2 separate regions of the Homo sapiens genome follow, and region 2 is linked to region 1. The links are chromatin loops, found by intact Hi-C in ENCODE. Cell type or tissue: endothelial cell of umbilical vein. All regions are shown on one strand.

Evidence for each region. Hi-C counts contacts between places; a loop is a spot of excess contacts. Peaks named below come from ENCODE experiments on the same cell type or tissue, not always from the same donor. Only the 100,000 strongest peaks of a DNase experiment are listed, where the experiment ranks them.
Region 2: a loop joins it to region 1, with 2.9 times the contacts of the local background. A loop is called at or near these places in 2 of 110 quality-filtered maps.

Annotation. Positions count from the first base shown.
Region 1 is chr3:117,994,755-117,999,754 of GRCh38, reverse strand. LINC03051 (long intergenic non-protein coding RNA 3051) reads left to right here and starts at 2,176. Exons shown (of 3, transcript NR_182298.1): 1 at 2,176-2,573. RefSeq lists an enhancer at 1,959-2,505. In endothelial cell of umbilical vein, a CTCF peak has its summit at 2,093 (motif pointing right); a DNase peak (open chromatin) is centred at 2,154; H3K4me3 peaks cover 828 bases; H3K27me3 peaks cover 922 bases.
Region 2 is chr3:117,882,882-117,887,881 of GRCh38, reverse strand. All of the region lies in intron 1 of LINC03051 (long intergenic non-protein coding RNA 3051), which reads left to right. Among named protein-coding and RNA genes, the nearest start is that of LINC03051, 110 kb to the left of the region's middle. In endothelial cell of umbilical vein, no CTCF peak of the experiment used is centred here; a DNase peak (open chromatin) is centred at 2,651.

The DNA.
Region 1 (5,000 bases):
CTTTGAGACTTTTGCAAGGTCTCTCCATTTGTTAAAGGCATGGTAGGACTTGAATCCATCTAGTTCTAGATTCAAAGTCTATGCTCTGGCCACTTGCAAATTGCCTCCTGAGAATGGAACAGACTTGGCAAGACAAACAAGCAGCAGATAAAGGAAGTGCATGGGGAAAAAAGAAGACTGAGCAATCTAGAAGAAAGTGTCTCCATTGGGGATTGAAAAAAAAATAAATTGTTAAAGGTAAGATAAGAAATTTCAGAAGACCTTACATTTTAAAAATGAAGAATCTGAATTCTGTCTGGTAGGTTAGTGTTTTTCAGCCCTGGTTGCAGATTAGGATGGCCTGAGATCTTTAAAATACTCCGGATGCTAGGGCTGCAACCCAAAAATTGTGATCTAATTGGTTTGGGGTGGGATGATGCGTCAGCAAAAGTCCTCAGGTGATTCTAGTATGGTTCTAGAAGACCATAAGGAGCAGCTATAACTCATAAGCAGGTGAGAGTCTTGAAGAAACTGTTAACAAGATTAACCTGGTGGTAACGTATAAACTAGATTAGAGCAGTGAATGGAGGAAAGGGATCAGGTAGAAGGCTATTGTAGAAATCTAGGGGTGTGGCAATAAAGACCCATACTAGAGAGATGGATCAGGAATGCTGCTAGAGTCAGGAGACCTCCTTCAGGTCTGCTAATGTTGCTTTCACTGGCCTATCGTATGTCATAAGAAAAGTCACTTAACTTGTCTTTGTCTGCATTTCCCACTAATGCTCGAAGAGCTAACATAGCCCTTGAACATATCACAGCATTAGAGATAATTAAAAGTATTTCAGAAAGTATAATGCACAACACGTGTTTATTATGAAAAAGGTGGCAGTAAAACTGAAAAAAAAACATAGAGACATCTTAGACACATTTACACATTGTCGTGGTGAGACTGATGATCAACTGAAATTGGAGAAGAGAGAATTAAATATACTTCTAAAAGTTCTTGAAGCCTGTGAAACAGGGAAGTTGGAAAAGGGGAATAATTCCTGAAGAAAATCACGTGGGTATAGATAAGAAGTTCTCAACTGGGTCAGTTTTTCCCTCCAGGGGGCATTTGGCAATGCCTGGAGATGTTTTTGGTTGTCATAACTAGGAGGATGAGGGTTGTGCTACTGTCAGCTGGTGGACAGAAGCTAGGGATGTTGCTATAAATCCTATAGTGCACAAGACAGCCCCACACAGTAAAGAATTATCTGGTACAGTATGTCAGTAGTGCCAAGGTGGAGAAACCTAGCATAGATATTACAAACAGTTGGAAGGGACCAATATTCATTATCATGTAAATACATGGATGAATAAAATGAAATTCAGAGATTGAATGACTTAGTTAAGGTCCCCAACGAGTGGAGGCCACAGTAACAGAACTGAAATCCAGCTTTCCTAACTACTAGTCAGTGCTCTTCAGAGCGGCCCCATCTGCCTACTCACCCAACTCAGCCCTGGCCCTGAGTCATCCAGTTTGAGATGCTTGGTACCCAGCTGGGAAGTCTAAGCTGAGGGCTAAGCACGAGGTTAGTGGTGGAGGTTTCCATCCTCGTGTAGCTGTAATAGACCTTTTATTTCCAAGTAACTTAAAGAAATTATAACAGAAGATATAAACCAAGAAGTGCAGAGGAACCCAGAGGGCTCTTGGAGGGAAGGTCAGAAGTGCCAGAATTGTTTTGACCCAGTGACTTTGAAATCAAATAAAAAGGAATGGCACACGCTGTGAAGCGCAGCATCAAAATCAAGTAGGATGAGGCTTCAAAAGGCCATTGGACTTTTTGGTGGAGGTCATGGTGACATTTGGAGAAAAATTTCCATAGAGTTGTTAGGAAAGCACTGGAGATTTCTGAGAGGGAGAGGAGCAATGAGGTGATGAAGATGTGCGGCTAGCATGTTCCAAGAGCTTCCTCGTGAAAAGGAGAAATTCAGGACTTATGGGACAGCAAGGTCAAGTCAAGGATTTAAGAAGGCAAGAGCTTCACCTGTGTTTGCTGAGAGCAGAGGGGACTTTGGCGGCGTTGGATAGACTTGGCACAGACACACAGCGAAGAAGAGCCGCGGCGATGCCGTTCTGTGAGCACTAGATGGCAGTAGCGGGGCCCTTTCGGCTCGGTTCGCGGTCCTATAAGGCGCTGCTTGTTTAAGTACATCGCATTTAGTTGAAGCTGCAGGGGAGTGAGGGAGAGGAGGATAGGAAGCAGGAAAGCGGGAGAGCTCGAGGGACAAGGGGGCTCGGTGTGTTTACACCAGGCACGGGCTACGAGCGTCCATCCCGGCCCCTGGCTTGCGCTCCCGAAGAGGAGAGCAAGGCTGTTCTGGGATCCGGCCGTCGTGCGGCAAGAGGCTTGTCTGTCCGGGTTGCCGGAACCAGGAGAACCCAGAGGGAAACCGAGGGAAAGGAGCGGCGCGTTTTACTAGAGAGAGCGCGAGCGGAAGAGGCGAGAGCAGGAGCGCGCGAGGGAGCATCGAGCGCAGCGGAGACATGAGGACCTACTGGCTGCACAGCGTCTGGGTGCTGGGCTTTTTCCTGTCCCTCTTCTCATTGCAAGGTAGGGGGAGGATTCCCTGACCCCTTGCGCCCCCTCCTCCCTGCCGCCGGGCTCCGGGGTGGTCGGTGGAGTAAGAAGCGCTCCGGTTCTGGATGGAACAGGGTTTATTTACAAGTCCTGCGGTGCGCTCCCTGCCCTGCCAGCTCTGCGCCCAGGCTGGGTCCTGAGGCGTGCGGGATTGTGCGGACAGACTTGCTGCAACATCGGTGTTGATGGGGAAAGAAGCCAGGGCTTGTGTGTGTGTGTGTGTGTGTGTGTGTGTGTGTGTGTGTGTGCGCGCGCGCGTGTGAACGGGGGGCAGGATAGAGCGGCGTGTTTTGTGTGTGTGTGTGTGTGTGTGTGTGTGTGTGTGTGTGTGTCTTGGTGGGGTGGGGGCTTTTGCGCGAGGTGGTGGCGACGGAGCTGGGGTTGCTCCTCTGTAAACTCCAAGAGCCGCGGTGGTGTTCGCTATCCCCGTGTCCCCGGTGCTGATATCACTGCATTCCTCCTCTTTCAGGAGGGAATTGGCATTAAGTTTAGGAGGCTAGGTATCCGCTTGGCACCTGGTACTTGTATCTCTCTGCAAAATAGCCCCACCAGATTCTTCTGCCCCGAGATGGAGGAGGGATGCGGGAGGGAAGGGAACGGTGAGTGGGGTGGGGGGAGGGGGACACGGGGAGGGGGGGAGGAGGAGAAGAGGGAGGGAGGAAGAGAGTGGGGTGGGGGAGAGAGAGAGAGAGAGAGAGAGAATGAATACGAGAATTCACGGGTAATCGCTGCGCTGGCTCATAATGGTCAATGTATTTCATGCTTGCAGGACAAAATTGCTAGCGCTGGGTGTTTACTTTGAAGGGATTGTAGGTTTCTATGTTTTGGGGAGGTTGTAAAATAAATTCATGAAGGTTAAAAATGAAAATACATACATGGTGTTTGCATTTCACTTACAAGCTGGCATCCAGAGCCCTCACTGATGTTAAACATACCTATAATACACGAAGTAATTCCAACATAAAAATATATTATCTTTTTAATCTTCCTGTCTCACTCTTCCTGCTCGTGAGAGGAACCTTGCACAATTAGCCATAGAGAGTCTGTGCTATATTGCTCTACCACTGACGGTTCTACTACATCTTCATGTTTGGGCATTCTGCCATCATTAGGACATTTACCCACGCACATCTCTCATGCTACAGAACACACTCCATTTACACACAGTGTACACATGCACACACAAAGACACATACGCACACACACTGCCTCTCAAGAACACTTGGCATGAAATGACCAGACTGGCAATCCTACTCCTGATTTTTTTCTGACAGCTGGTTGCTAATGTTACATTGGTGGGTTTCATTTTTCATTGCTGGGGGATATTTTGTGTAGCTATAAAGCCCTCTTGCTAAATGAAAAGAGAATAGACTCCCTGGCTGTTTACTGTTGAAGCATTGCAAGGGAATGAATACTATGTCGAAGTTATAGTTTAAAATATGCTTAGGGGAACAGCTGGAACTCACCCATAATACAATTACAAGTTACAGGTTCTAAAAACTTTCTCATCTCAGAACTCACTGACCCATTCCTCTCCTATCTAATTTGTGAGCTCTTGCAATACATGATTCTTCTACTAAGCATGTCTAAATGAAAAATAGAGTCCCAATCTTGCTTTGGCTTTTTACATTTTATTTCTTTACATTTTTTCCTTCAAAGCTCACAGGACTTTCTCTGTGATTTCAGATATTGCTGCAATTCAGCTTTTTCATATTGAGACATTAGCATCGTGACTGTACTATGCCAGCAGCAGAGGTTAATCCCTTTCCTTCCTATTCCATTTAACTCTAGGAATTTAGCTCTTCTGATAAAATGCTAAGAATGATGTCATGAATACATGCTCCTCTTAAGTTTGAGTAAAACTATGGGATATTCATTACTCAGCCATGGGGTCTTATGAGTGAAAGGTACTTCTAAAGGATGAGGAAGGTGTAATGGAACACGAAACCAGATAATTATATTTCAGGAGATCTTCTATTAAAAAAAAAAGCCCCCCAGTCTTTTTCAGTGATAACATAGTAAACTATAGTAACAATTCTCTGAATTTTCTGGTCTCATTTGGGCAAAGCAAATAGCTTTTCCTCCCCGGGAATATTGTTCTTTCTAAAGAGGAGTTTTCAAGATTTTGCTAAATAGAGTTTAGCACATTGTGGGAAGTGGCCTCAGTTCTCAAGCTTTGGGATCCCCCAGTGTGTGGCACACACTAGGCAGCAGTAACGTTGAGTAATGGGATAGGAGAAGAAGGCAGTGCAGCTGGATGAGGCTAAGAAACATGGAGATCACTCGCAAACAACTGCCATACACATTATCTCCTGCCATCATCATGGCAGGGCTTGAACTGTTTCCTGACAACATGCTCTCCTCTCTCTTACACATATGTACATGTGGACACACACGTAC
Region 2 (5,000 bases), 110 kb after region 1:
CATGTCATGAGGAGATTTTCATTCTCCTGAGAAAAGAGAAATTTTACTTATTTAAGAGATATTTTCTGCTTTTGATCCTTTTCTTATATAGTGTTGGCTTTGTTTAATATATAGCCCAGTCTAAGGACTAAGAAAGCGGCCCTTGCCCTGTGACCTTAGTCAATTCATTTTGCTTCTCTGGTCTTCGTCATCCATGCATTTAAAATGAGATTGTTGTTCATCTGATATGTTGGCCACCTCATATCTACAGGATTCTATGATGCAGTCACTGTTTCACACAACTCTTCCAATGTGTCTTTCAGAATTTACCCTAAAGAGTCAACTGTCTGTAGACTGTTCATCAATCATACGGTCCCCAACACTTAATGAACACCTATTAGTTACTTAGAACAGTAAGTCACTCTTGAAAAGGAAAAGGATATGTAATATAAAATTGTGTAAGACATAGCCTCTTACCTCTGAGAATATTCTGTATATTATGTAATGCAAGATGAAAAGTGTTAAATTCCTTAAGGAAGTTACAAAGATGATTATCATATACACCAGGGTTTCTCGACCTCACACTATTGAGACAGGATGGGTCATTATTTGTTGTAAGAGGCTTTCCTGTGCATTGAGTATGTTTAGCAAGCAACTGGAGCTTCTTCCCACTAGATACTAGTAGGATTACCGCAGTTGTGACAACTGAAGATATCTTCAGACATTGCCAGATAACTCCCTGGGGAGAAAAATTGCCCTGATGAAGGAGCAGTAGAGTAGAGGAGGGTAGAAGCTCTCACTGCACTAGAGGAGAACAATAACTTGTGTCGAATTTTCAGAGAAGTTGCCAAGAGGATTCATTTGACCTGAGTCTTAGAGTACGGGGAGTAAGTAAGACTATAAATAAGGTTGTAGTCATAGTTAGCAGGACCTTGATCTTGCCACTGGGGAGCACCCAAGATTTTGAGGTGAAGATTGAGGCGGAGAGTCATTATAAATAGGATAGTGGTTGATCATGGTCTTTGCAGTAGGAAGAATCTGCTTTAAAATCCTGGATCCAAAACTTTGCCAGTTGTATGAGCTTGGGTACATAATCTAATATTTCTGACTGTGATCATGATTAAATGTAATACGTAAAGTTCTTAGCACTATGTCTGGCATAGAAGGCGTATGGTATGATTATCTTGTGAAGCATGGCTCAACCATAGGGTTTTGATATCCTAAAGTCTGTTCATGAGTTGTCAATTGTGTTGTGATTATCTTGTTATTCATAATGAAATACTAACATGTGAATTATTTAATTTTATATTCAGTAGAAAGGAACAACCATATTTCCACTAAACACTCCAGCTCACTGATTTGATTTCTTGACTATTAGAGAAAACGATGGAGTTAAAGCTAGCATATGAAAATTGAGATTTCTGTGTGTATTCATGGAGGGGTGTCATAAGGATATGCCAATCTTAATGTGTGTCGGACTTGCTGCTTAGGCAATTGCTCAGTCTGGGATTAACAACTGCACTTGCCTAGCTGACCAAGTGTAACAGTTTTCAGTGCTGTGATAATGTTGGAATTTGGAAATCTGCCCTCAGTTACGTGGTCTTCCCACTGCTGGACAGAGAATCTTGGGACATGTAGATGTCTGGCCTTGGACTTCTGCTTGGGCACTAGCCATAGAGGAAGAATAGTACTTAGAACTGGAATCTTGGATATAATATATATATATATATATATACATATATATACACACATATATATTAATATATATACATATATACACATATATAAATATATATACATATATACACATACATAAATATATACATATATTTATATATATACATGTATCTTTATATACATACATATATATACACACACATATGTGACACAAGTGTGTGTGGGTGTGTGTATACATACATACATGTATGTATGTATATACTTACTATAGAAATCTAGCTTTTAACATTTTTCAGTAAACTTTATTATTTAGCCATTCAAATCATTTTGCTGGCCCTGCCTTGATTCAGGTATTGTAAAGATTGAAACTGATAGTATCCAGTTTTGAAACTTCCACTTCTGCAATATCAGTGTATTCAAGCCTTGAAATATAGTGTCATGTTAGAGCTAAATTAAGGCAAATTTATATAATGTCCAAAACTGATAGCAGCCAATTCTCCAAGGCCAGCACCCCTTCCAAGCATTGAAAGTTTTATTCCACTAGGGAAATATTTCGCTGCATCACCTGTTAAGTTTGAGTCTTTTTTCAAGGCTGAGTACTAAATGCTCTTGCTGCATAGGTCTGATGCTGTATTGGTGCCAGACCCTAAAACACCCACACGACTATTGCTGGTAGGTGGCAGCTCTGGCAGTGGCTACTTAACTATCTCTGGGAGAGGCCTGCCTGAGGAGAAAGGTGGTAAATGTCACAATAGAAGATTAATTATATATGTTCCGTGTGACATGACATCCCATAGGACTTAGGAACATGTTTGTGGTTTTATAAAGTATACTGTAAATATCAGTCTTGGCTTTGGCTGTGACCCTGCCAAACACGGGGCTAATGTCATTTGTCATATTCAGACGTTGCCTTTTAAGAAACATCCTTGTGCAGGCTGTTACCAAGGTTTGATGTGTTTGACGGCTCTGAGGAAATTGTTGTCCTTATAATAGGGGGATAGAGAGAGACAGGAAACCAGCAGGGGGAGGGAGAAGAGGAAGTGAGCCATGCGATGGAGCAAAAACATGTCACTCAGGGGAATGAGTAAATTATGTTCTTGCTTTTTGATTAATGAAAGTTACTAGACAGATTTCCTTATGTCTTCCAAGACTCTCATTTATTACCCTATTTTTAATGAAAAATCTGTGAGAAAAGAGAACCTGAGAACTTGCCGGGGAGAAATTAGATACTTCCAGTGTTTAACTCCAGTGAGGTTTATTGACATTCTCATTGAGAGACAGGAGAATGAAGTAAAGGGACAGGGGAAGATAATGAGAAGGAGTAATGACACCATTTCACTGTGGCCTGATTATTAGCATACTAGACATTTTCACAGCTATCTACCACTGGGCTTCAGATTTGACCCACACATCAGTATTTGAGTTAAATCTGTATCTTATTTTTGTCAACTGAGTGATCTTTCGAAACCCCAACACCCCTTTCTTGCAATGCCTAAATAATTGGCTTGTATTACTGAATTTCTAGTTCTGGGTAATTCTGTGCATATGATACTCTTCTCAGGCTAAATAGAACATATTCTTGCTTGCAGTAGGCAGATGTTCAGAGCATGAAAACTCATCCAACAGAGGGGCTACAATACATTACCATACATATGGCCACTGCAATGACCAGCCAGTGACTGACTGCCATCATTTAAATAATTAGCTTTATTTTGGAGAATACCCCTTTCACCAGGGACCCTGAAGGTGTAATTCTGTTATTGCCTTTGCTTCTTTCTCTTTCTGTGAGTTAATATAATGTGTAGCTTCTTATGGCTGGTAGTTTAAATCCCTAGTGGCAGTAGGAAAGACATGTGTGATGGGAAAGCCCTGCTGAGGGGAATTGAGGCTTAATCTCCCATTGCTGGAGTTATGATAATCACGTGTATGCTGAGCTGAAGCCACATATGAGGATCCTATGTGGAAGTAGATTATGCCATCAATCTTCCCCATTGCCTGTTTCACCTGCCTTCCCCACTCTGTTTCCTTCTGTTTCTTCATTTCTAGCCTCTATTTTTTTTTCTTTTCTATCTTTTGTTTTCAGATTTACTCTCCAGTTTTTAATATGAGAAATGCTTCTAAGGCTCAGCCACATTGCAAGCAAAGAATTGCCTCTCTGTGATTGTCTTTAGTTTGATTAAAAACTAATTATTCTTCCCATTAATTTGTTCGTTCATTCATTCATTCATTCATTCTCAACAGTTCTTTACTGGGCATTTACTGTGTATGAGATACAGAGCTGAGATGAGAAAGAACAGCCTGTAAGGCACTTACAAATCATTACAAGGAAGTATAGTGAATGTTATAAGGGGAATATTTGCCAAGTGCCAAGAGATGCCATTAGAAGAGATTGCTAACAAGAAGGGATGGGGAAAGATGGGAGAAAGTACCATAGAGCAGTAATGTTTGAGATAAACTTGATGGATTAGTAGGTGGGTCTATCCATTCCAGTCAGAAGCATGTACAAATGCATAGAAGCATAACAGAGCCTTGCACCATGGCATGCAGTGAGAAAAGTAATTTAGTTTGCTACGTCCTGAACCAAAGATCAGAATGGAGTGACTGGAGAAGGGGTTAGTTATATAGTGAGTTTGCCTGGGGCTTCCTATTTGTTTGTTTTTTTTTTTTTTTTTTTTTGTAAATTTAGTAATCGTAGAAATGTGTCATGTGGATTCAAAAGAGGAAGACATTCAAGGCATGGAGATCTATATGGAGACAATTGTAATAATCCAGGTGTAAATAGAAAATTATTATCTGATGTGCAAATAATAGATATATGTGGACAATAATGTGAAAGGATGTGGTGTTTAGCCTTTTGTTGGACAGTTAGAAAATGATTTTTGCATAAGGATATATTGAGCTAAGATTTTAAGGATGGTGGCATGAGGTATAGGTTAGGGAAACTTTCTTTTATATATATATATATTTTATTATACTTTAAGTTCTAGGGTACATGTCCACAACATGCAGGTTTGCTACATATGTATACATGTGCCATGTTGGTGTGCTGCACCCATTAACTCATCATTTACATTAGGTATATCTCCTAATGCTATCCCTCCCCACTCCCCCCAACCCCACAACAGGCCCTGGTGTGTGATGTTCCCCTTCCTGTGTCCAAGTGTTCTCATTGTTCAATTCCCACCTATGAGTGAGAACATGCGGTGTTTGATTTTTTGTCCTTGTGATAGTTTGCTGAGAATGATGGTTTCCAGCTTCATCCATGTCCCTACAAAGGACATGAACTCATCCTTTTTATGGCTGCATAGTATTCCATGGTGAATTCCATAAAATTCACATTTTCC